3 separate regions of the Mus musculus genome follow, and all the other regions are linked to region 3. A link is a loop called in an ENCODE intact Hi-C map of the cell type or tissue named here. Cell type or tissue: left cerebral cortex. All regions are shown on one strand.

Region 1 (8,000 bases), 120 kb before region 3:
TACATATAAATAAGAAAAAAAATTTTTTTCATTGCCTTGGAGTCTTCAAGGTGAAGATGTAGCTTTCTAGACAGAAAATGCTATAATTCAGGGATGTGTGGATTCCAGGACCCTTCATACCCCACAGGAGATGTCATGCTTGTCCTAGCATTGAGCTACACAAAACAAGAACTGGGATCTGCAAGATCTATAACCATGGGGACAGCAATGTCAACACTGACATGCCAGGGAATAGCAGTACCTGACTGGGCATAGGTGGTGGCAGAGTTAGGGCTACCATGTCATCAGTAGGTACATATCCTGTGTAGAACTATTACATGTTTTTGTTTTAATCCCAGGTGTGGGATATGAGGCTGTTTCAGATTGTTCATATCAGCTGACTATGATTTGCCTCGTGCTCTAGCAGAGGCATGAATTTGCCAGCAGCAGATAGTTTCTGCAATTGTGTGATGTTTGGGATTCTGAGGACTTTTCAGAAAAGCTAGGGCTGGGGCTGGAGAGATGGCTCAGCGGTTAAGAGCATTGACTGCTCTTCTGAAGGTCCCGAGTTCAATTCCAGGCAACCACATGATGGCTCACAACCATCCGTAATGAGATCTGGCGCCCTCTTCTGGAGTGTCTAAAGACAGCTACAGTGTACTTACATATAATAAATAAATAAATCTTAAAAAAAAAAAAAAAAAAGCTAGAGCCCTGAGAGGTAGAGAGTTGCTGGTGGATGTTGTTCTTGGTGTGTTCAGTAGTTGTGTACAAAGAAGAAACAACAAGAAGAAGTTAGATATCCTGACAGCAAAGATCAAACTTACCCCAAGGAACTTGATGCCACTAATCAACAGGAAGTAGTCTAACAATTATGTTGCCCCTCTCTAATCTTTGACTTTGTTCATGGATCTCTTTCCTCTATCCTTTTTTCTCTCTTATCTGGTGTTGGGTGAGGGTTTCAAAGGGTAGAAGAAACAAGAATCCACAAAGTAGCCAAATCCAGCTACAATGTTTCCTGTTCTTGGAGAGGGGAGTTTCTTCTTACATTGTATCTATGTCAGTGGCCAGGATGGGCCATTGATAGCCCAAAGGAAGGGACTGTGCCCATAGGCATGCAGCTAATGACCTGGCTGTGAAAGATGTTGTCATCCAACAGCAACATGCCTTGATCTTCCTGGTCCTCAACATCTTTTGCTATCACCAGTTCATCCATCCAGCACTACCTGGAGGAAGCATCCATGGGCCCAATATCTGCTTGTCCCTCCATTGCTCATCCTTAACTTATGGCAGGCCCATTTAGCTAACTGTCTACCTTTTTTTTTTTTAAGATTTATTTTATTATTAATATATGTAAGTACACTGTAGCTGTCTTCAGACACTCCAGAAGAGGGAGTCAGATCTTGTTACAGATGGTTGTGAGCCACCATGTGGTTGCTGGGATTTGAACTCTGGACCTTCGGAAGAGCAGTCGGGTGCTCTTACCCACTGAGCCATCTCACCAGCCCAACTGCCTACCTTTTGTTAACACATGAGGAGACAAGGACCATAGAAGATCAGCATGTTGGTAGGCGTCACAGATGTAGCTGTTGGGATTTGAATTCAGGTGCATTCCTCCTGTTGTCTCCCCCAGGACTGTTCTATTTCACTCCTTCACACAATGTTCTTGGGAATAGAGGCCACTGTAAGCTGCAGCTCCATGGGAGAGAGGTCTGTGGATCAGGTGGCCGGCTGTGTTGGATGGGGAAGGGCGTGATCAGGGGTGAACAGGAGAGAAGTGGTGCCACTGTGAGCCATCCACAGCATATGAGCAACTTTAGGGTGATCCTCTACCATTTTGAGCCCAATCTCTTATAGCCTAGGCTGGCCCTGAGCTCTCTGTATAGCAGAGGCTGACCCTGAATTCCTGCTCCTCCTGCTTCTGTCTCACCAGATCTTTCTTTAATCTTTAGTGGGTCCACTGGGTGTATTGAGCCTGGAACCAATTCCCCAGCGAAGTGAGCCTTTCATGACTGGTCAGAAGACTTTATGAGTGTAAGGAGGCTGCTAGGTAGGGGCAGGCTGGGCCTTAGGTCCACCTCTCCTCCATGTTCCCTCAGGGTCAGTGTCTAGCGTCTGCTCTTTGCCTTTGTGATTCAGAAACTCTCCCTTCCTACCCATGACTATGGAAGTTTACAGTTGCTTCTAGACCCTCTTGAGATACCTTGTTACATGGAGATCGTTTATTGGGGTTGACCTAGCTTCCAAGAAGAGCTACCCTGAGTATATGGACATTTATGCCCATGCTGTGCCTGTCCTTGCTGAGCATAAACAAGTTCCTTAGACAGTGCATACACACCCTGGGCAGGAAGTCACAGTCCGCTGGCTCCTCTCTGGGGACTGTTCTTGCTTGCAAGATCTTTAGACTTGTGCTCAAGGAGTGATAGAGCTTCTAGACCATGGGGTGGTGGGATGGATGGCAGGGAATAAAATGTGGTATTGTCCTTGTGTCACCTTGAAGACTGTGCAGGCTGAGAGCACTCTTCTGTACATATCCGGTCTCAAGACACCCCCTACCACAGATATGTATAAATATATAGCACACACATGCACACATATAGCACACGCTTGCACACACTGTAGCAATGGGAACTTTATTCAGCAAGTCAGTTTTTAAATCATTAGAAGAGAGGCAGGGATGAGGGAAGTTGGAATCATGGGAAGAGTCTGTCAGAGATGGGGAGTGGGAGGTCTTCTTGGTAGCCTGGGACCTCCTGGTCCATCACACTTGAAATGTCAATCATAGATCATAATTCTGAGTATCTATAACAATCTGTTGGTTTGCTTAGGAAACAGAATGTTCAGTCCTGCCCTTGGGAATTCTAGGTCCTTAGAGGAACATGGGAGATGCCAGTGCAGGTAGACCAGGCATCAAGAGAGTCTAATGGGGGTCTCCAAGAACGGGGCTGACGCACGCTTACTGAGCAACAATCATTCCTGTTGATGGGCATTGTGCCTGGGAGTGACACTGCCTCATTGGCTGGACAGCCCTGTCCCACATAGGCTCTGTCTGCCTCAATTGAACCTAGGTGTTGTACAGTTTAAGGGACGGGTAGACGGACAGCCACTGGAGGGACCATGGTGCCTCTGAACAAGGAAGAGCAGGCGTGAGAGTTCAGTCAGCTGGGAGGCGTTTCTGCTAAGCCGGACAGCTGATTCTGCCAACCCAGACAACATTGGTGCCAGACCCAGTTTTTGCTTTCTCTGTGGCTCCAGGAGGAGGTGACGCTGTTGGGTCTTTGCACCGGAAAGAGATGGAACTCAATGCATGAAGCTAGCTCCTGGGATCCAAAGAGCCAGGGCAAGAAGTTCCAGCCCATCTCCAGAGCAGGGTCTGGCCTCTGAGAAACCCAGATTTCCCAGGATCCTCTGACTTCCATGTTTCAGCCTTAAGGGGGTCCCTCTCGTAAGGAAGTGGGAAAAAATTCCTGTTGATTCTATGTAAAGGTGAGGTCTCAACACACACATGCATACACACACACACACACACACACACATATGCACCACAATGCCCCCTACGTGTGTACACATACACACGTACACACGTGTATACACACATGCACACATACACACAAATGCAAAGACACATGCATATAAACACATGTACACACAGACATATGCATCACCCACACAGACATGAACACACATATACAGGACTCCACAGCCCACCCTCCCCTTCTCCATTGCCTTTGTTTTAGGACAGTTCTCTGTACTATCTAGCTGAGACTGCAATCTAGCTCCCTGCCTCAATTTCCCTACACATGGACTATGGTGCTAGGTTTGTTACACGCCTTCTTGGAACTTTGGGAAGGGAAAGGCTGGAATTTAGGTAGAAGCTGGTGGAAGGCACCTTCCAGGGAGGGGAACCTTGAAATGATGGGCCATGCATAGGCTTGAACTAAAGACTTGGGCTGTCTTGGTAGAGAAACAGGCTGTGTTCCTAGAGCAAGGGCCATAGTACAGTGTCCCTGGTGTGAGATAGTCGGTCCCTCTGTAGCTTTTCTAAAGGCCTGTCACCCTCCCCAGAGCATGACGGGAACTTTCTGAAACAAACGGCATGAGAATAATTCTCATTACCCCATACCCCTATTAAAGGTCCTTATCCTCCCCTCTGGATGACTGGCCCACCCTAAAATGGGGGTGGGGGAGGAATAGAGCCCTGAGCCAGCTCTTCCCTGCCTCTTCCAGGCTCTCCCTTTGTAGCCAGCTCACCAGGACACTGCCAAGTATGCTCTGTGCCAGGATGGAGGCTGGGCCTGGGGGCTGGGGCCCTAAGGGTTGGTGACTGCCAGGGGTCCTGAAGCCCTTTGCTTGCCCTTCAGAGAGCTTAAAACTTCCCGGGAGAGGAACAGCTAGCTTTGCTGGGTTGTCTGAAGAGGTGGGGGAGGAGGGTGTCCGGATCTGTTCCCCTTGGGGGCCCAGGCCAACACAATAGCCCCTGGGGCTGCCACACTCTGGCTTAAGTAGTTGCCTAGGCAACAGCAGGGACCAGCTTCAACCAATCCATGGCAGAGACTGGTAGGGGGAGGGAGGTTAGGAGGGAAGCGGGTACTGTCCCCTTGCTGGATCCTATATAAGGAGGAGGGATGGGATCGGAGTGCTCTGGACTTGACTGTCCCTCCAGTGGACTTAGGGACAGAGCACAAAGATGCTTAGAAAAGGTTCCTGCAAGCCTGGGTCCTGGGGCAGCTTCTGGGCTATTCTGGCCTTGGTGGGACTGGTCACTCGTGCAGGTGAGTGGAAAGTACGGGGATCAGGTGCCTGGTAAGGAAAAAGGTAAGGGTTGGGGGCAGGAACTTCTGCTAGGAGCTACATAGAGCTGGCCAGGAGGTGGAGCCAGCCAGCCAGCCCCAGAGAACACGGAGAGACTGGACCTCTCCAAAGACAGAGAGAAAGGGGCACATAGCCTTCCAGGGAAAGAGGCTGGGCAGCAGGCAGGAGTCTTAATGACAAAAAGACCCTCTATTGTTCATTGTCTCCGACAGCTGGGTCCAGGCAGAGGCTGCAAGAGAACGCCATCAGCATTTAGGTCTTTCGGAGTGACAGCTGGGGAGGCGGGGCTAGGAGGCGGGGCTGGGAAATTCACCACCAGCAGCTGCTCCCTCTCTCCCCTGCTGGGTCTCCCTCTCCCACACACAGATGCTCACTCTTGTGAGCCTTCCTTTCAACGATCCACACATAGGCCCTGTGCCCACTCTGTGTGTGTGTGTGTGTGTGTGTGTACACAAGAGCTGCCTGCTGGTGCCCTTCTGCAATTGTCAGACTATTAACCGCCTGCTTTTCCCAGTTTGCAAGGCTCACTGCACTGCTCAGTCTAGGGGGGTGTCTTTTCTATAACTCAGCATGTGTCCCTATCTGACCCCAGAGCTGCCCTGAGAACACAAGAAACAGGCCTCCCTGGAAGGGAGATGCTAGCTTCAACACTGTTACCCCTGGAATCCTATTCCTTCACTGTTCACCCAAGTTACTTCATTGGGTCCCTTACTGTCTCACCGAGTAGGGCCGGGGCAGTGCTCCTCATTGTGGAGTGGTGATGCAATCCTGTAATCCCAGCACAAAGGATGGAGGAGGGAGAAGGATCAAGAGTTCAAGCCCAACCTCAGCTAATCATGAATTCAAGGCTAGCCTGAACTATAAGAGACCCCATCTCAAAAAACTAAAAAGAGAACAAACAAACAAACAAAGACAGAAAGAAACGCTATGCCTGCTGTCCCTGGCCCTGAGCTCCACCTGGTCATTCCCGCCCAGGTCTTTAGGGCTGGCTGTATTCCTTTGTCTCTGGCTGGTTCCAGGCTGCTCACTTGTGCATTTATTTATTTTTAAAATTGATTTGTGTGTGTGTGTGTGTGTGTGTGTGTGTGTGTGTGTGTGTGTGTGTGTGCTTAACACTTGATCTAGTACTGGCTATGGAGTCCAGGCTGGCCTTGAACTCCCCACCCTTTCCTGTGTGTATTTACTATGTGTCTGTTCTGCCCCCTTGAGCTTTCCTGAGTATGAGAACTGGGTTAGGTTCATTCAATGCCACATGGCAGCCACGTAAGTTCTCAGTACCCAAGGCTGTGCCACCTCTGACCGGTTTTGTCACCCTCCCCCTGGGGACCAAGTGCCATGGACATCAATAGGTTCACAGAAACATTAACTAGTCCACGACTTCTGCCTGACCCGAACATATTCTGCTAAGAACGTACCCCAAGTCTGCCTGGGGCCAACATGCTCACTCAGCATGAGCTAGCTTGTGGACACTCATGTAGGCTCCCCACCCTTCTCCCACACAGTGCCACCGTGCCACCAGTAGGTCCCTCTGCAGTCTTAGCTGGAAGCACCAGGCCGGGTGCCCTCTCAGGCTCTGCCATGTCCCTTCCTGCTGCAGCTCAGAGAGCCGATGTGGGTGGGGAGGCAGCAGGCACCGCCATCAACCACTCCCACATGCTGCTCCAGCGACTGCAGGACCTGCTGCGCCAGGGCAATGCCAGTGATGTCATCCTGCGGGTCCAGGCTGTGGGCACCGACGAGGTCCGAGCCTTCCACACCCATCGCCTGTTGCTGGGGCTGCACAGTGAGCTGTTCCGGGAGCTGCTGAGCAACCAGAGTGAGGTTATGCTGCGGGAGTCCCGGGACTGTGCTGCTGTCTTTGACAAGTTCATCAGGTACATAGGGGAAGGGCACCGTCCTGCATCCTGTCCTGCATCCTGTCCGTGGCTCCCTGTCTCTCCACCTTCAGGGGCGCAGAAGTCTGGCCTTACTGGTTATTATATCGACTTTCAAAAGTCCTAGCATGACATACAACACAGGCTTCCTTTATCCCTCCTTCCGATGCCCTCCCTGTTGTGGCCTGTGTCCCTTTCTGGCCTTTGGGAGTCCCTTCTGAGCTACTTCCAAACCCAGCCAAGAGCACTGATAGAATCAACAGATTCTTAGTTGGTCCCAAGTGTCTTCAATGGCCACAAGACTTTGAAACCACAGGGCTAAGGAGCAGAAAGGTCAACAGGCTCGGTCACCTCTCTCCTTCTTGCATAGGGAAAGACTGTAAAATGCTCTAAGGAGGTAACCCCGCTCTAAGGGCTCAGACAAGGTGGCTGCAGGATTCCAGACAACACCCCCAAGTTCCAGGCAACAGGAAGAGGGATAAAACAGAAGGGTTTCACATAGAGCCAAGCGGGGTGCTGTGTGCCAGTGGGACTGTCAGGAAGAATGAGGCAAGGGGGTGGGCAGCACTGTAAGAGAGCCAGGGACAGTAAAATGGCTGAGAGGGAGAGGGAATCCAGACAGCTGAAAAGCCTAAGCAAAGAGAAGCCGACAGGGAACAGGAAGTAGCCTGGGTTGCCTGTGTGCTGTGTAACGAGATTTTTTCTGAGCCTCTCACAGTGACAACATTCTGGAGGTGGGCTCTTCCCCTTTCTTAGGCATCTTGGGATTCCTAAATTAAAGGACTTGCCTTCTCTAGCAGCAAGGAGGAAGTCAGATAGGCATCTAAATCCAGACTGTGTGGATACCAAGGTTACTGGCGGCCTCTTATGGTTTGAGCTTAGAGTTAGCTATGAAGTAGATGCTTAGTAAATACATGTGATTTTCACAGCACCAGAAGCTAAAGATGTCTGAACAGGCCAGGAGGGAACTTAAGAAGAAAACATAGGAAGCCTCAAGGTCCATTCATCCTGTTTGTTTCTTACAAAAATGGCTGTGTCCCCTTTGGGTTCTGGGGAAACTTGCAAGGGTAGTGTGGGTGGCCTTGACAATACTCAGTCCCGCCGATCTTCCTATCTCTAATTTTTTAAATCATATTATTAGCATGTGTGTCTGTATGAGTGTATGCCACATGTAAATGGGTACCCTGCTCCAGCCAGAAGAAGGCTGGAGTTACAGATGGTTTCCAAGGCACCCAATGTGGACTCTGGAGCCCGAACTCTGGTGCTCTGGACAAGTGCTCTTAACTGCTGTGCCCTCTCAGCGGGCCCCTCTCCAATTCCCTTCCAGGTATTTGT
Region 2 (8,000 bases), 65 kb before region 3:
GGAGACCTTTACTCCTGGCCAGGCCGGGTCCACAGATGTGTTTATTTGAGTCATTTCTCTGCAGAGCAGCGCTTCAGGTGGTTCCTGCGATCACAGATGTCCTATGGTCACAGGGCCCCTGAGCTGAGCTGTTCTGAGCCAGTTTGAAAAGCCACTGACAGGACTCATGAATAATGAGTGAGGAGGGCTACTGAATAAGTCATGGCATTAGCTTCGCTGCAGTCTTTATGGCTCAGACAATGAATAATATGGCAGGGAAATATATGGGGCCCCTAGTGTGACACAGCTGCCCCCTCCTGCCCGTTGTGTGTAACCCAGCCCATTGCATCCTCCTAGCCATCGTGGGGAATTAAGATGTGCCCCCTTACAAAAGGATTATCCCAGCTGGACCTGTTGACTGTGTACTCTCATAGACAAAGGGAGAGCCAGGAGACCCTCTCCTGAGTATGCTGCTGAGGGGGTGCAGCCTTACTTTCTGCCTGAACCCTCTGCTTCCTGGTGGGCCTGGCTTGAGAAGCTCTTTCCCCCACCAGGGACCAACCCCCTCTAGCTGCCGTGCTTTCCCCACCGTGATGGAGTGCTCCCTGAAGTCTCTCTTCTCAGACATTGCGTGTGCATGGCACAGCGATGGGCACACAGGAGGCGACACTTACCAACTGCGTTGTGTGCAAACCCAGCATCACCCACAATCAATTCCTCTGACTCAGGTATTCATGGTCACACACCAGTACCCATCACACACACACACAATCATCCCGTGTACTTTGTCCAGAGACCTCTCCCAAGACGGGGACTCCACAGCGGGCCCCTATCTGTCTATCGTGGGCCCTGGTGCTCGACTTTATTCTAACTATCGCAAAAAAAAAAAAAAAAAAAAAAAAACTCTACATTTTATTTATTTATTTATTTATTTATCATGCATGGGTGCACGTGTAGCTGCACGCATGCAGGTGGCACACATGTGAGGGCCAGAGGACGACTGTTCTCTCTGCCCACTATGTGGGTGGTCCCACAGGTCAACTCAGGTCGTCAGGCTTGGTGACAGGCACCCTTACCCACTGAACCGTCTCCCCGGCCTGCGTTATTTTTAGAACTTTCTTGTTTCCTGTTGTTAGACTTACCTCAGTGATTATGACTGGAGGCCAGCCCAAACTACCAGCATTAATCCTGACTCCTAGGCGACTGCAGTGATTAGCTTCCTAAACGGTTCATCTGCCTGCCAAGTCCAGGCTTAGTTAGCCCTGATGGAGTGGGCCGGTCAGCAGTGTCCCCAGCTGCTGCTGGGGGGCGGGGGGTGGTGGTGCGGAGTCCTCCTTACCTATCTGCCCATTGTAGCAGCCCCCTAGGAGCACGTGGGAATCCTTGGGGTTGTACTCCAGGGTGACGAGAGGAGACAACGGCTTCAGGGCAATCTCAGGTCGGTTGGGGTTTTCTAGAATGAAGAGGGTCAGTCAGTTTCAGTTCATTAAGCAAAGGACGAGAGAAACGGCAGAGGGTCCTTCCCCTCCCTCTGGCCTCTTTTGCCTGAATCTTGGCTAGTGGTTTTATTGGGGGGCGGAGGCGATCGGGATTGGGGTACGTACTCACATACTGAATTTCAGCTCTAGACCATTCCCCAGGTTCTGTGTGAAGTGAAATTTTGATCCTAAGGTGTAGAGAGAGTGATGAAGCCCTGAGTGGATGTGTATTTGTGTGCTGTTGACATAGGTGCAGCCATGACAAGGACCCTAGAGTCTCAGAGCCCTAGAGGAACGGCAAAGCCTCACTCCACCCCCACATCCCCTGCAGACATTTTGGGGTGAGGCTCAGAGGGAAACGGTAAAGCCTTCCTCAGTGGACTGAGAGCGAGTGTTGACTGTGCAGAGAATGCCTACCAGATATACCTGTGGTCTGAAGACCGCTCCCCTGCAGAGATCACTCCTACAGAGATTAGCTAAACCCCCCTCTCCGTGGTCCAGGGGTAGATAATAACCCTGCCAGCTCATTTGTGTGTGTGTGTGTGTGTGTGTGTGTGTGTGTGTGTGTGTGATAACCCTGTGTCCTTGCTCAGCTGTATCCAGTGACCCGATGTGTCTCTGTTCAATTCATACACAACCTGCTGAGCTTCCGGGATACCGAGATTTCTCCAGCAGAGCGCCCAGACTGCCCCACCTCTGCTTTTCGGTGTGCGTCTGTGTTTGTCTTTTCTTGATTCCTTCCCTGCTTCCACCAGATCCAAGTCTGTGGACCCACAGAGGTTTTACGTAAAGTCTGCTCTTGGGGCCATCTTGCTGGCCCAACAGGTGAAAGATAGCTCTTGCTGCCCAAGGCCGGTGTGACCCTGAGTTCAGTCCTCAGAGCCCACATAAAGGTTGAAGAAGAGAAATGACCCCACAAAGTTGTCCCCTGACCTCCACATGTGCACCATAACACACATGCTCTCCCCACAAGCAATATCATCTATTTTTTTTTAATTCTCTCTCAATTCCTTCCACCCAGGTGGAAGTGTCAGGTCTGTGGACCATGGCTGAAACTGGAGTCACCCTGGGTGAAGGTGGCCTCCTGTCAGAATTTAATGAGCTGTAGAAAGGAGCAGACTGTCGGTTCTGAGTGGTGGTGTCTCTACACCGAGTGTCCCTACCATTGCTCCCTGTAGAAAATGGCCTGTCACTGTCTGCGTGAATGCAAGGCAAGTGCCAGGAAAGGTGGGATGCTTTCTTCCCTGCTTGGGCCCTCTCATGGTCAAGTAGGAATCCTCGTGTGGGGATCCATGGATCTGAGATCCCAAGCATCCTGCTCTCAATGCCTCAGATGTTGGAGTTGGGCTGGGATGTGGGATGTGACCACATTCACAAGGCCGTGGAGTCTATCCCCAGTGTAGGAGGCAAACATAGAGTGGACAGGAACTTTCTGGATCTGGTTCGGCTCCGTAGAGGTGTGCCTGCCTGTTCCCACACGGGAAGAGACAAGAGCTTTCCTCTTATCCCTGGTGCCCCACTCCGCAGGTTGTCTTTGACCCCTTATTTCTACCCTCAGCTCCCCAAGTTTGGCTGGCCTCTGACCTGGCCCTCCCTCAGTCCTCTCTGGCGGGTGGAACCACCCATTTCTCACCCAGGTCCCAGATGTAGGAGTCGTAGTTCATGCTCATGGGTGCGCGCTGGAACTTCAAGCAGGAATAGGCTACTGCCAGCTTCCTGTTGCCATCAGGGTGCCAGGAGAGGTGTGTAGCTGTCCGCTTGATCTCCTGAGGGTCCCTGGAGCGGAAAGGCAGGGAAAGCAGGGGATGGAGGGGAGGGCCCCCCAAGTAGGTGTTTATCAGATTCCTTTTCAAAAAAAAAAAATCCAAGTAGGGTCTATGTGACTGCGTTCACTTAGAAATTGATTTTACAAGGTTGAAACTGGACAGCGGGGATGTGGGGGTGGGAGTGGGAGTGGGCTCCTGCCTGTGCCGCAGCACCACTCCAGAGGCCAGCTTAGACTACAGAGACCCTGTCTCAAACAAATAAAACAAACCCCAACCCCACAGAAACCTCAAGGTTGACAAGACTCCCTTAGACAGAAAATCAGTCTCTAACTCGACCTAGTATGTACAAGGAATTAGACAGGAGGCAAATGAGTGAAATCTATGAGATAACTTTTAATTAATTAATTAATTAATTAATTAATTAATTAATTTTGAGGCAAGACCTCATGTACCCCAGGCTGGCCTTCTGATCCATCTGCCTCCAGATTACAGGCATGCACCACCACTACATCCAGTATATAAGGTACTGGGATGGAACCCAAGGCTAGGTACATGTTGGGCACACATCCACACTGCCAACTCAGTTTCTGTGTATTTGGCTGACACTACTTCATGTCACCCTGAAGAGCTTTAGTTTAACAGTCACCCCCTCCCCCTTTTAAAGAAGGGTCTCATTGTGTAGCTCTGGCTAGTCTGAAACTCCCTCTGTAGAGCAGGCTGGACTTGAACTCACAAAAACCTGCCTGCCTCTCTTTCTCTAGAGCTGGGATCAAAGAGCATGCGCTACCGTGCTGGCCTGGTTTTTGTTTGTTTGTTTGTTTGTTTGTTTTTTGTTTTTATTGTTTTTTGGTTTTTCAAGACAGGGTTTCTCTGTATAGTCCTGGCTGTCCTGGAACTCACTTTGTAGACCAGGCTGTCCTCGAACTCAGAAATCCGCCTGCCTCTGCCTCCCGAGTGCTGGGATTAAAGGCGTGCGCCACCACACCTGGCACTGGCCTGGTTTAAACACTTTTACCTGGTGAAAGTTTTGACTGGGAGCCTGAGTCCATGACGGTCAGCACAGAAGAGGCGAACATCCAACCCCCTCGTTACTACTCCACAAAAGGAGCTCAAAATTCCTGTCACACCCCTATCGGCCCGACCCCAATCCTAACAAAAGGGAGGGGTGGGGATGTAGTCCTCTTGCTAGACTCTTTGCCTCTGTGCATGAAGCCCTGAGTTTGATCCCAAGCCCTATGTAAAACAAGGGCTGTGATCCCAGCACTTGGGAAGTAGAGACAGAAGGATCAGGAACTCGGGACTAGTGTTAGCTCCATAGTGAGCCTGGGCCAGCCTGAACTTCCGGACAGCCTGTCTCAGAAAGAAAGAGAATTAGGGAGGGAGGAGAGGGAGGAGGGGAGGGAGGGGAAGAAAAGATTCAGAGATACAAACCCATGAGTGAGTGAAGGGAGCCAGACGAAAGGGGTCACCACAGAGTGTATGGCACTGTGCGGATCGTAGGAGGTGGTGGTGATAAAAAGGCCAGTGGGAACCAGGAGTTGGAGGGCAGGAGAATGGAAAAAGAAGGCAGTTGAAACCGGCTCTGTGTTGTTGGTCCAAATCCACAGATTATGAGGCCCAAGGGTGCCCTCTAGTGGAAACCATGGCCTCTGCATGTCTTCCTTCCTTCCTTCCTTCCTTCCTTCCTTCCTTCCTTCCTTCCTTCCTTCCTTCCTTCCTTCCTTCCTTCCTTCCTCCCTTCCTCACTCTGTCTGTCTGTCTGTCTGTCTGTCTGTCTTTCCTTTTTAAAGACAGGGTCTTAGAAGCTCAGACTACTTATGTATCTGAGTCTAAGAATGGCCTTGAACCCCTGATCTGGCCTGCCTCAGCTTCTCAAGTGCTGAGATTGAGATTATAGGTGTGTGCCACCATGTTTGATTTCTCTCTCTCTCTCTCTCTCTCTCTCTCTCTCTCTCTCCCCCCCCCCCAAGTTTCACTAAGTAACCCAGACTGGCCTAGAACTTTCAATCCTCCTGTATCAGCCTAACAGTTCTAGGACCATAGGTGTGTGAAATATCACACTGGCCTGATGTGTGCTGATGTGTGACCTGTGTGCTCAGGGAGGGAGGGGGGAGGGAGGGAGGGAGGGAGGGAGGGAGGGATCTGAGAACTCTCAGCTCTCTCTACTCAACTTTGCTGAAAGCCTAAAGCTATATGAAAAACTAAAGTCAATTTTTTAAAAATAATTTTTCATGGATGTATGTTTTCATGTCGTACTCTGTATGTACATATACACCTGCATGCCAGAAGAGGGCATCAGACCCCTTTCTAGATGGGTTCTGGGAATTGAACTCAGGACCTCTGGGAGAGCAGCCAGTGTTCTTAACCACTGTGTCACCTCACCAGCCCGTAAAGTCAATTAATTTTGAAGAGGTTTGTTTGTTTGCTTGTTTATTTATGTGTATGAGTGTGTTGCCTGCATGTATGTATGTATGCATGTATGTATGTATGTACAGGGGTGGAGGTTCACATGCATGCCTGGTGCCTGGTGTAGGCCAGAAGAGGGTATCAGATTCCTGTAGAGGAGTTCCCAGCATCCTCCCCTGGCAGGTTACCTGTCACTCAGGTCTAGGGGACCTGCCACCTCTCTCTAGCCATACCTGAAGACATTGATGGTCTTGGCCGAAGGGGCTTCTTCAGTCACCTCCACGGCCTCCTCGTCATCAAAGTATTCCTCGTAGATGTCGATGGCGTTGTTCTGCTTGATGCAGTGCTCCATGATCTGAGGAGACGCCGAGCCAGGAAACCTTAGCCGTGAGAGAGCTGTCCCACCCCCACCCCGCCTGTGTCATCTTTGATGTTCAGCAAGGTTTGGCCCAAGGCCAACACTCTTCCAATGAGAGGATCGAACTCGCTGCACATTAGAACAGACCACCATGTTATCCCTATGCTTTAATTCCACAGAGGGACAGCCCAGGATTCTTGGGAAAACCACAGAAAAAGGGGGGCAGCCAATCAGCAACTGCCCTGACATCTGGCCAGGAGCAACCCTCTCTCCCTTGTGGTACAAACCAATCAACAGTGTACAAATATCTCATACCATAAGCACCACCAATCCTGAGGAAGGTGACCCAACCGCAACTGGAGAACCCCTAATTGGCTTTAAAAGGGGCCTGCTTCCCTCATGGTCGCCATTTTGCTTGGATGGTTGACCCCACATGCTGGATGTTCCTGCAGAATAAATGCTCTTTCTCTTTGCATACTATGGAGTCTGGGGTCTTCTTTCAGGGATTCTCAGACCCTTACACTGGGAGCCTTCTTTAATCCCTTCAACAGGAAATTTCCTCCTTACGGGGCAAATGGGAGTGTTCCTGTCTCTGACAGTGTCTCTTAACGGTATCTGGTGAAGTCGGTGTGTCTGTCTGTCTTGGAATTGTGGCGTGAGTTGCAAACATTTTGGGAGCAGGAGGTATGTAAGATTGAGTTTGTAGCCTCTGAATTGAAATTCAGTTCAATGCATGAAGGAGCATTGCTGGCTGACTGGCAGGGCTCTTCTAGGGTGCCTTCTACCCAAGAGGCTTCCCATATTGTTGTTGTGTGTGTGCCTTGGGGTTTAATGGGAGGGAGGGGGACATGTTCACCACTGTGCATGTGTGGAGGTCAGAGGACAACTTACAGGAGTGAGCTCTCTCCTACTATCATGAGGATTCTAGAACTTCAAGTGATCAGCCTTGAGGTCATGGACCTTTACCAACACAGCCATCTTGCCAGCCCTCTTCCAAGCATTTTAGACTCCTGCTTAAATTCATTTGTCTATAGGTCCCTATGGTCAAGCAGTGAGTCTCTCCCTCCCTGGCTGAGAGCTACAGGAGCCTACACAGGGCTGCACACAGCCTGCAGAGTACAGTCCGAGCTGGGGTAGTGGCGTGGGACAGCGGGCGCCGGAGGGAGGCTAACCGAGCCCAGCTGCATGACGGCGTTGATGTAGTTCTCATCCTTCTCCACTTTCTTCCGGAAACGGATGGTCTGCTCCAGCTCCTGGGGGTTCACATCCTTGGGCCAGCCCCCCTCGACATGATTAACGCCACAGCTCTCCATCTCGAACCGCTCGGTGTTGGCCTAAACAGAAGCACAGGGGAGACGACATTTGTCTCCAGGCTAAGCATTCAGCCATTTCTACAAACCTGGGTCTTGGGACTCTAAGCTCTTACGGGGATAACTGAAGAAGGGGTGCCCTGACCAAAGCCACAAAGTGAAGAGGCCCTATCTGGTTCCCAACAGCACTATCTGGGAAGCCTTACAGGGGACAGTGGTGGTCATGGGAAACCTAGTTCTATCTTTACCTGAAATAGGCCCAGGAGTCCACACATCTATCCTGGGAGATATCATATCAACAGCGACTAAACTTCTGTCCCTCAGCATTACAGAGACAGGAAATCAACAGTGATTCAGCTCTTTATGCCATGCTCATCAGGATCATTTGTGCCCGTGATACTGTGAAAAGTCTGTTTTGGCTGAATCAAGTGATTCATGGTAAGATGGGTTAGCCCATGTCACATGATTTTCAGTGTGGCTGACAGAAACACCGGTTGATCCTTTACTTCGTGGGGACTCCGTGTCCCTGGGACCCCAACCCATTCCAGTGGGAATTGCCTATGTAACACTCTCTTTTTCTTAAGCCCGTTTGGATAGTTCTCTCCGAAGGCCCAAATGCCCAGACTGACTCCAGTAACATCTCGAAGGCCCCAGAGCCCTTGGGAGGAGCCTTTTGGTTCTAGGTATGGCCAATCTTTTTGAT
Region 3 (8,000 bases):
CCAAGCCAGAGGTCCCTTGACCCAGCTGAGGGGCTAGATTTCTTCCAGGAGAGAGGAGAAAATATGGTTGGGACCCAGGGCTCTCTCCACACCCCCAACACAGCTGTTCGGAAACCATATCCGTCCCCTTTTAAGCATTAGCTGAAGGAAGACTCCCTGGTGCTTTGCCAGTAGCCACCAGGCCTCAGGGAACAAGTCTTCCTTCCAGGGCCAGACAAGACTGGGGGGGCGAGGGGGGTCGGGGGTGGGGGGGGGCGGGGGCGGCTGCAGTGCCTAGGGCTGACAGTGCCTCCAGTAGCACAAAGGGGGTCCCATCCTCCCAGAAGAACAGAAACCAACAGCCCAAGCCCGCAAGTAGTAGAGCCATTGAAAGTTATAATTAGACTCTGGGGTACTGGCTCTTCTTGGGCAGAGCACAGCACACGGTTCGGGAGCCCCTGGCCTCAGAACGAGGACAATCTGGGAGGACAAGAAGCCACTCCTGGGCAGTCTAGAGAAGCCCTGCTCAGCCAGATGCCCCACTATGGAGATTAGGACACCGTGCCAACCACTGCAGGTCAAAGTCCAACATGAGCACAGTGCTCTGAACTAATAATGGGCCTCCTCCCAAGTCGCCTCAGCCCCTGAATCTTTGACCCAGCAGAGGGAACTGACTCAGCCGGGCCGCAGAGGCCGCCGTGGGTTTAACCGCGGCTGAGATCTGCTGAGAGACCGTTGCAGGGTCTGGAAAGGAGGTCAGAAGCCTGGACCTGACCTCCAAACCCGCAAGGGAACGTCCCCCTTCATCAGGGACAGTTAAGAAGTATAAAGATAAGGAGGGTAGCTGGCCCGGGAACCAAGACCTCAGAATTTCAGAGCCTAGAAGTTTATAGGGAAGGAACACCAGAACAGACGGGGTAGATGCTGGACGTGGTGCGAGACGGGGTGGATCTGAAGCCACCTTCCATCCTGGACTCCAACAGCTGTGGGGTTTTGGCATCCAAGAGATTAGTCACCCACGCCGCTTCTTTCAGCCCCGCAGCCTTTGTGAAGAAGCCAAGGCAGAGGTATTGGCAGTGGCTGCTACCCTTCAGGCTGGGGCTGGGGCTGGGGAAAGGAGCGCAAAGGACTCCGGAGACTCAAGTCGGTTTCTGCCTAAACTTTTTCTCAGGCCATCAGGGCCGGGAGAGAAATCGTCTGGTGTCGGGAGTCTCAGAAGGGGAACTTTGCAGCACCTCTAAGCACCCACACACCTCGGCCGCCAGTCACGCCGATTCAGATGCCCCACCCCCACTGTAAGTCTTTGGAAGGCTCAGCCCCCGCCACCCGAGCGCAGCCTCCGCGTCCTTCCTCTTCTTCCCCAGTGTTTCCAGCTTTACCAACTCCGAGATTTCCAGCTAGGTCGAGCGTCCCGGCCAAGGAACCCGGGAGAGCTGAGAGGGCCCAAATGGGGACCAAGGGGGTCTGAGAAGCGCGGAGAGCGCGGGATGCCGAGGCAAGAGAGAAAGGAGTGGGACCTGGGCGAGCGCAGGCCGGCTCTGGCTCTCACTCTAAGGGTCCCTCTCCGTGGCTCGGCTCATGGGCTTACCTCCTGGTAAGTTTCGTCGCCGGGGCTGAAGGTGCTGTCTACTCGCTGCAGGCGCAGGCCGAGGTGCGGAACGCTGTGCAGCCACACGACCCACCAGGGCGCGATGTACTCCACTCGCGCCGCCGGCATGGCTTGCACAAGCTGCAGCGGGTCCACTGCCCCTGCCAACGCCGCTACCACCACTACCCGGCTCGGAAGCGACCCGGCCCCGCCTCGCCTAAACCCCGCCCCATATCCAGCCCTAGGCGAGGACACGCCCCACCATGCACGAGGCTCTGCTCAGGTCCCGCCCCCACCTCGGGCCCTGCCCCACCCCTCCTCTTGAGCCAATTCCTGGACACACACACCCACTCCAGAAATTGGGCTCAAAAACATGCCCTGATCCTTGCTATCAACATCAGAATAGTGGCCCAGGTTTGATGGTGCGTGCCTTAGGATGGTAAGGCAGAAGGATCAAGAATTCAAAGGTCTTCCTCAGGTCTGTTATGAGTTGGAGGCCAGCCTGGGCTATGTGAGACCTGATCTTAAAAAAAAGGCAAGATTTTGAAAAAAAGACTAAAGAGCCAGTGGATAATTAGTAATCATTACCTAGGAGGCTGGGCTAGTCCCTAATTCATTCTACTATTACTATTATTATTATTAATTATTCCCCAGACTGGGCCTCACTATGCTTTCTGTCCTGGAACTCATTATGTAGAGCAGCCTGGCCTTGAAGCTGGGAGCACAAGGGTCTTTTTTTTTTTTTTTTTTTTTTTTTTTTTTTTGGTTTTTCGAGACAGGGTTTCTCTGTAGTCCTGGCTGTCCTGGAACTCACTTTGTAGACCAGGCTGGCCTCGAACTCAGAAATCCGCCTGTCTCTGCCTCCCAAGTGCTGGGATTAAAGGCGTGCGCCACCACCGCCCGGCTTGCACAAGGGTCTTAAGCAGGAGGTAGGTGGTGGGCAGGTACCAGTCAACACGTTAGGTGGCAAACTCGAGAGCCAAGTCAGGGCCAGGCTTGGTTGGGCACAGCGCTGGGGAGCCAGCTGGAGGGAGGATGCTTAGTGCTGCAGGCAGAGGAAGGAAAGGAGACCCCAGAGAGGGCAGGGAGAATTTCTAACTAGGTGCTGTGGTGCCCCTAAAACAGGCACTCTTGCTCTATCAAAGAACCTTGCTAGGAGTGCTTCCCTGCTCCCTGGCCGCTAGGACTTCTCACAGTCAGCTCTGTTCTATAGTTGCTAGAGCCTGGCTGCTACATCTGCCCCGGACAGCCGAGGCACCATCAACCCCCTAACCCACCTTGTTCTCACAGATGTCTCGCTAGTCCAGGATTGTCTAGGAATCCTCCCGAGCCTAGGACACCTAGTGATGAGCAAAGTCTCTTTCCAGTTTCCTGTCTTTCCACGTGTTTAGTAGGGAGGGGAGGCTCTAAACCTCGGTGATTATAAACACGTCCAGTGCTTTTGTCCTGAGCTGGCATGAGGGTGGCTAGCTTGGGGGGTGCCTCCACAGGGAACAGTTAGGCTGATGTCTCCAGAGGATTCCATGGTGGGTAGAAATCTTGTGGGGTGAGGGACTAATGGGCAGGGGAGAAAGGGAATCCAGTCAGGAAACCCCAAGATCTGCAGTGCAAGGGCCGGGCTGGGCTGTGGCTGCTTCCCAGTGGCCAGGGTCGGGGAGCGGCTTCTGAGTTGATGGAAATGTTCTGTGGACTTGAAAAGCCCACATCCCTGTACAGCTAAGACTTATAGGCCTACACCCAGTCTTTTCTAGTAAGACAGGTCTTGCTATAGTCCTGATTTCCTGGAACAATGTAGCCCAGGCTGGCCTGAACCTTGTAAGGGAAGTGAGGGCAGTTGAAGCACAGGGCTGACTTAGGTGCCCTCAGCCTTAGGACCTGATGTAGACCCCTGTAGCCAAGCAGAGAAATGTGAAGCAACTTCCCAGAGGCCCCTCTTGAACCTCAGTCACAGGCAAGAGATACAGCCTTAGCCAGAATCCCGAGGGCAGGGAGGTGCTGCCCGGTGTCCCGCACACCTGCCCTCAGTGACCCCAGGATGCCTCTGCTCACTTCCCTGTTAATTTTGAACCTGGTGCAGAGTCAGAGGGAGTAGTAATAAATACATGGCCACCAAGGGAGAGCTCAGTGCCAGGGCATTCCAGATGTGTGCTGACGCAGAGGTGAGGGAAGCCAACCAGGAGTGTACTACTGAAGAGCAGGCTGGGCCCTCAGCCTTGGTGAGCCCATCACCTGAAGGCACAAAGACATTATTCAGTCTCTGGAGCCAGCCTGGACCGCAGAAGCACACCCTAAGTGACTCAGGATTGGCAGGGTAGGAGGCGCTGCATGAAAAAGTGCCTTCAGCAGACCACAAGGCCAGACAAAGTCAGTCTCCTAGGAGCCAGAGGGAGCCTTTGAGAAATGAACTGGGGACAAAAACAAAACACCCAAAGCTGTAAACTGTCTCCCTTGGGAATCCCAGGCAACCACACTCCCATCCCACCCACTCCCCGGGGTAAACAAAACCCATGCCTCCCCAAAAAGCTCACAGCATATGCAAAAACCTCTTCCAGAAAGATCTTTACTTCTGGTTACAACCTGCTTGTTTAAGCATCTAGCTCAGCCTGCTGCAGTACATTTCCTAAAAGCAGAAAGCACTCCCAGTAGCAGTACATTAAATTGGGCACTGCACACCTATGGTCCCAGCACTCAGGAGGTGGGGGCAGGGTGGACTCAAAGTCAGCACCTGGGATGCATGTGCTATCTCAAAACAACCCCCTCCTCAGTTACGGGGTTTACTTACTGCGGTAGAGTGCCACCTGGTGGCAGGCCCAGTGGCTTTGACTTTGCCTGTCCCTTTTTAATTCTTGAAAATTGTCATGTTGTTTGCTTGTATGCATGTATGTGTACCGGGTGCGATGCAGTGCCCAGAGGCTCGGATCCCCCACCCCTGCCCACTCTGCAGTCCATGGTAAGGCAACCCCACAGAAACCATCCTTTCTTCAGCATTCACAGCGGAAGCCCATGCTTTCTTGACTTCACATTCCAGTCTTACAGAATGGAACACTCTTGCATCCAGGGGCTCCAAGGACGGCTCATCTGGCAGCTTCTCCCTCTCCCACATTCATCTCAGGTGACCCATCTCAAGGCCCACTTCCAAGCCTTGGGAGTATACACCAGCTCCCCTCCATGAAGAGCAAGCTCTTCCAATTGCCTTCCCAGGGTATTAAAGTTTCCCCAAACGTAGGCTAAAAGGAAGGCGATTCAACCACTGAGATCCCAGTTGAAGATGTGGGCTGCAGAAGGTGGCACTATCTCAACAGCACTACCACTTCCCCACCAGAGACTGAGGACACACAAAACACTTTTCAGGGTTTTTAATAGTCACACGCAGAGGGCTGGTTCATTTCAGATCCTTCACTGCCAAACCTGGGGAAAGAAAAGATTGATGGTTGACATGACTCCTTCCGGAGCTACCAGGGCGCATTACAAGGCCCTTCCCTCTGCAAACCCAGGATTGTCAATCAGATCAACCAGTTCTTTTGTTTTGGTTTTTCGAGACAGGGTTTCTGTGTGTAGCCCTGGCTGTCCTTTAACTCAGAAATCGGCCTGCCTCTGCCACCCAAGTGCTGGGATTACAGGCATGCGCCACCACTGCCTGACTCAGAGTAGGTCCTTTTGAGAATTAAATAGATTATAATCTGCCTGGGACCAAGGAAGCCATTTCTGGGATCAGATAGAACCTAAGAAACTCAGTCATGGCAGACACCTCACAGTCACCACAAAGTGGCTCCCCTAATGCTGCCCATGCCACTATTCTCCCTCAGGCGTACTCACCCGGGGGTAGGGACTGCTTCAGCTTCTCTGCCTTTTCCTTGTCTGTGATAACCAGGGTGTAAAGGTACCTGCTGCAGCGAACCTTGAACTTCACATTATCCTTGTTCTTCTTGATCTTGACAGCTGCCAAGGAAACCACAATTAAGGATGAGAACTGGTGCAGAATCACACAGGTCATGTTCTTAAGTGGCTGGAATTTTCAGTCACCGCCACCTCAGACTTCCCTCTGCTCAGTGAGTCTTGGGGTTACTCAATTCATTTGCGCATGCACACAAAACCTGCACTCAATACACTAAACACAGCACCGCAGAACATTCTAGAATGACCCATGACCTTTCTAAAAGGATAGCCTATAGAGGAAAGAAATGAGTTATCTTCTCTGGTTAATAATTTTCCAGCCTTCCACTTCTGGCAACCAATTCTCCATACAAGGACACTGGATGCACAGGATGGCTTTTAGGATGCTCCATTCCAGTGTGCAGGGAAGCACCTCTTACACTTTTGTGGAACCTGGCTCTTATTTTATAGTTATGTGTAAACGCATGCCCGTGTGTGGGCACTGGCACGTGGGTGCAGATGCCTGGGTGCAGAAGAGGTCGTCACTGCTACAGGCAGATTAGAGCGGAAGGATGCTGGGAACCAAACTCTGCAGCAGTAGTAAGGGCTCTATAAAGCATCAAAGGGCCTAATGCTTCAGACTCAAGCACCTAACCAGAGACAGGCATTTGGTCTTAACCTCACAGAACAGCTGTGTGTGATCTGCGTGCACAGGTTCTCTCAACTCCACCTCTGACTACTGCTGGAACAGCCTTCACCAGGCACTGGTGCTCAAGGCACTGGTCACTCTGGCTTCCATCTTACCAAGTCCAGACATGGATGGCAGCACCCTATGCTGCCCCAGCCATTATCGCACTCCTGAATACTAACTCTCCTCTCTGGAGGTGAGTGAGGTCTGAGACAGGGTTCCACATATCCGGGCAGGTCCTGAACTCACTGTGTGGCAGAGGACCTTGAACTTCTCTGATCCTTCTGCCTCCAACCAAAAGCACAGGGGTTAAAGTGGTGCCCTTCCCTGTCCAGTTAGGTCAGTGCTGGGAAACGGCCCAGAGCTCGAGGAATGCTAGGTAGGGGCCCTCACAGTCTCAGCCCCTGGGCATTGTCCAACTGCCATATAGCGACTCCACTTCTGGGTAAGTATCCAAAAATAAATGCTGCGTCAGGCTGACAGAAAATGTGCAAGCAGCCCAGTGTCCACCAACTCAATGTGGTGCCCCCACACAGAAGAAGCGCTGACTAGGGCTTCCCACACATCTGTAATACCAGCCCCCAGGAGACCCAGGAAGTTCAAGGTTAGAGAGAAGCCAGTGTAATAGTTGGGTGGGTAAAGACAGCCAGTGTCAAACCCAATGACCCCAGTCTGGTTCCTGAGATCTGCCCCATAGGACAACCAACACCCTCAAGATCCTCTCTGGCCTCCACATGTGCACATATACAATAAACAAAAACATAAGGGGGAAAACAAGTCAGAAATATCGGCCCAGGTCTACAATCCGCGAACACTTGGGAGGCGGAGAGAGACTCCCTGAGCTCTAGATCTGAGGCCAGCTTGGGCTACAAGGTGAGTGCCAATGTTATTCCAGATCCATATAGCCTATTTCTAAACAAAACAAAACCAAACCCACCAGAAATTGGGTCCAAAGGCATTTCTCCTAACCCATACGCTTGATTCATTTTCTTAACTAATTAAGGAACTGACAGGCCTGCTAGGTTGACCTCAGCAATCTGGAGGCATGACCTCTGATTCCACACTCTTAAAGTTAAACAGGAGAAAAGAACTGTGGCCCGTGGCCGAGCTGAGACTTGAGAAGGCAGTGCCAAATGTTACAGGCCGGATGGAAAACACCAGCAAACCCCACTGTGCCCACCAGCAGGAGACATTCGCCAGGCCGGTGGCCGCCGGCCCACAGACAACCACATCAGAGGCAACAGCCTGTCTGACGTGACAGAGTACACCTAAGGACCTTGCAAAGGCTCTTCCTGCCCACCTAGGTCTACTTCCGCTCATTATCTGATGTTTATAAGTCCGATCTGGGGAGGAAAAGGAAGGCCCATAGGGCTATCTCACACAGTAGAAGACCAGACCTCTTTTTAGCTGCCATGGGAAGATAACATCACCCAAGGTTTCTCGCTAGGCACATCCTCCCCAAACATCCTTTAAGTAGCAGACAATTCCCTCTTCGTGTATGAAAGAACAATACAGAAAGCAGCAGGAGCCGACAAACAACTTTGAACCTGCTTGTTTTAATCTATTTTCGAGACAATGTAACCAAGGAGAGCCTAGCATTTCCCCATCCCTTTGTCCCTGCCTCCGGAATTCGGGGACTGCAGTCTGTGCACCAGGCCTGGCTCTGAATCTCAGCTCATGCCGAGCAGGAGCGAACCCAGCGCAGGAAGAAGCAAGCGCCTTGCTATGTAGGCCAAGGATAGCGTTGGATGCTCAGTTCTCTTGCCTCGGCCCGAGATTAAGCAGGCAGACCTGGGCCAGCACACTGGCTCTGCTTTGTCTCGTCACCTCGCACTCGCTTATTTGGAAGCTGAAGGTTACTGGTAAATGACA

What was found. A loop is a pair of places that touch in the nucleus more often than their neighbours do. Peaks named below come from ENCODE experiments on the same cell type or tissue, not always from the same donor. Only the 100,000 strongest peaks of a DNase experiment are listed, where the experiment ranks them.
Region 1: a loop joins it to region 3, with 6 times the contacts of the local background. A loop is called at or near these places in 12 of 42 quality-filtered maps.
Region 2: a loop joins it to region 3, with 4 times the contacts of the local background. A loop is called at or near these places in 19 of 42 quality-filtered maps.

The regions. Positions count from the first base shown.
Region 1 is chr11:114,792,515-114,800,514 of GRCm38, reverse strand. Btbd17 (BTB (POZ) domain containing 17) reads left to right here and starts at 4,623. Exons shown (of 3, transcript NM_028055.4): 1 at 4,623-4,751; 2 at 6,389-6,665; 3 at 7,993-8,000. The coding sequence starts at 4,667. It also overlaps a transcript of Gpr142 not described here. In left cerebral cortex, CTCF peaks have their summits at 609 (motif pointing left) and 4,848 (motif pointing right); DNase peaks (open chromatin) are centred at 4,426, 5,160, 6,405, 7,279 and 1 more place; H3K4me3 peaks cover 1,292 bases; H3K27ac peaks cover 2,638 bases.
Region 2 is chr11:114,733,849-114,741,848 of GRCm38, reverse strand. Dnaic2 (dynein, axonemal, intermediate chain 2) reads right to left here. Exons shown (of 13, transcript NM_001034878.3): 3 at 7,160-7,321; 4 at 5,863-5,984; 5 at 3,091-3,233; 6 at 1,319-1,432. Among named protein-coding and RNA genes, the nearest start is that of Dnaic2, 10 kb to the right of the region's middle. In left cerebral cortex, CTCF peaks have their summits at 4,844 (motif pointing left) and 5,498 (motif pointing right); a DNase peak (open chromatin) is centred at 4,810.
Region 3 is chr11:114,669,240-114,677,239 of GRCm38, reverse strand. Rpl38 (ribosomal protein L38) reads right to left here. Exons shown (of 4, transcript NM_001362918.1): 3 at 5,384-5,506; 4 at 4,907-4,975. The coding sequence ends at 4,950. Ttyh2 (tweety family member 2) reads right to left here and starts at 1,772. Exons shown (of 14, transcript NM_053273.2): 1 at 1,568-1,772. The coding sequence starts at 1,696. In left cerebral cortex, a CTCF peak has its summit at 4,358 (motif pointing left); DNase peaks (open chromatin) are centred at 6,002, 6,615, 7,334, 7,862 and 7 more places; H3K4me3 peaks cover 3,341 bases; H3K27ac peaks cover 3,816 bases.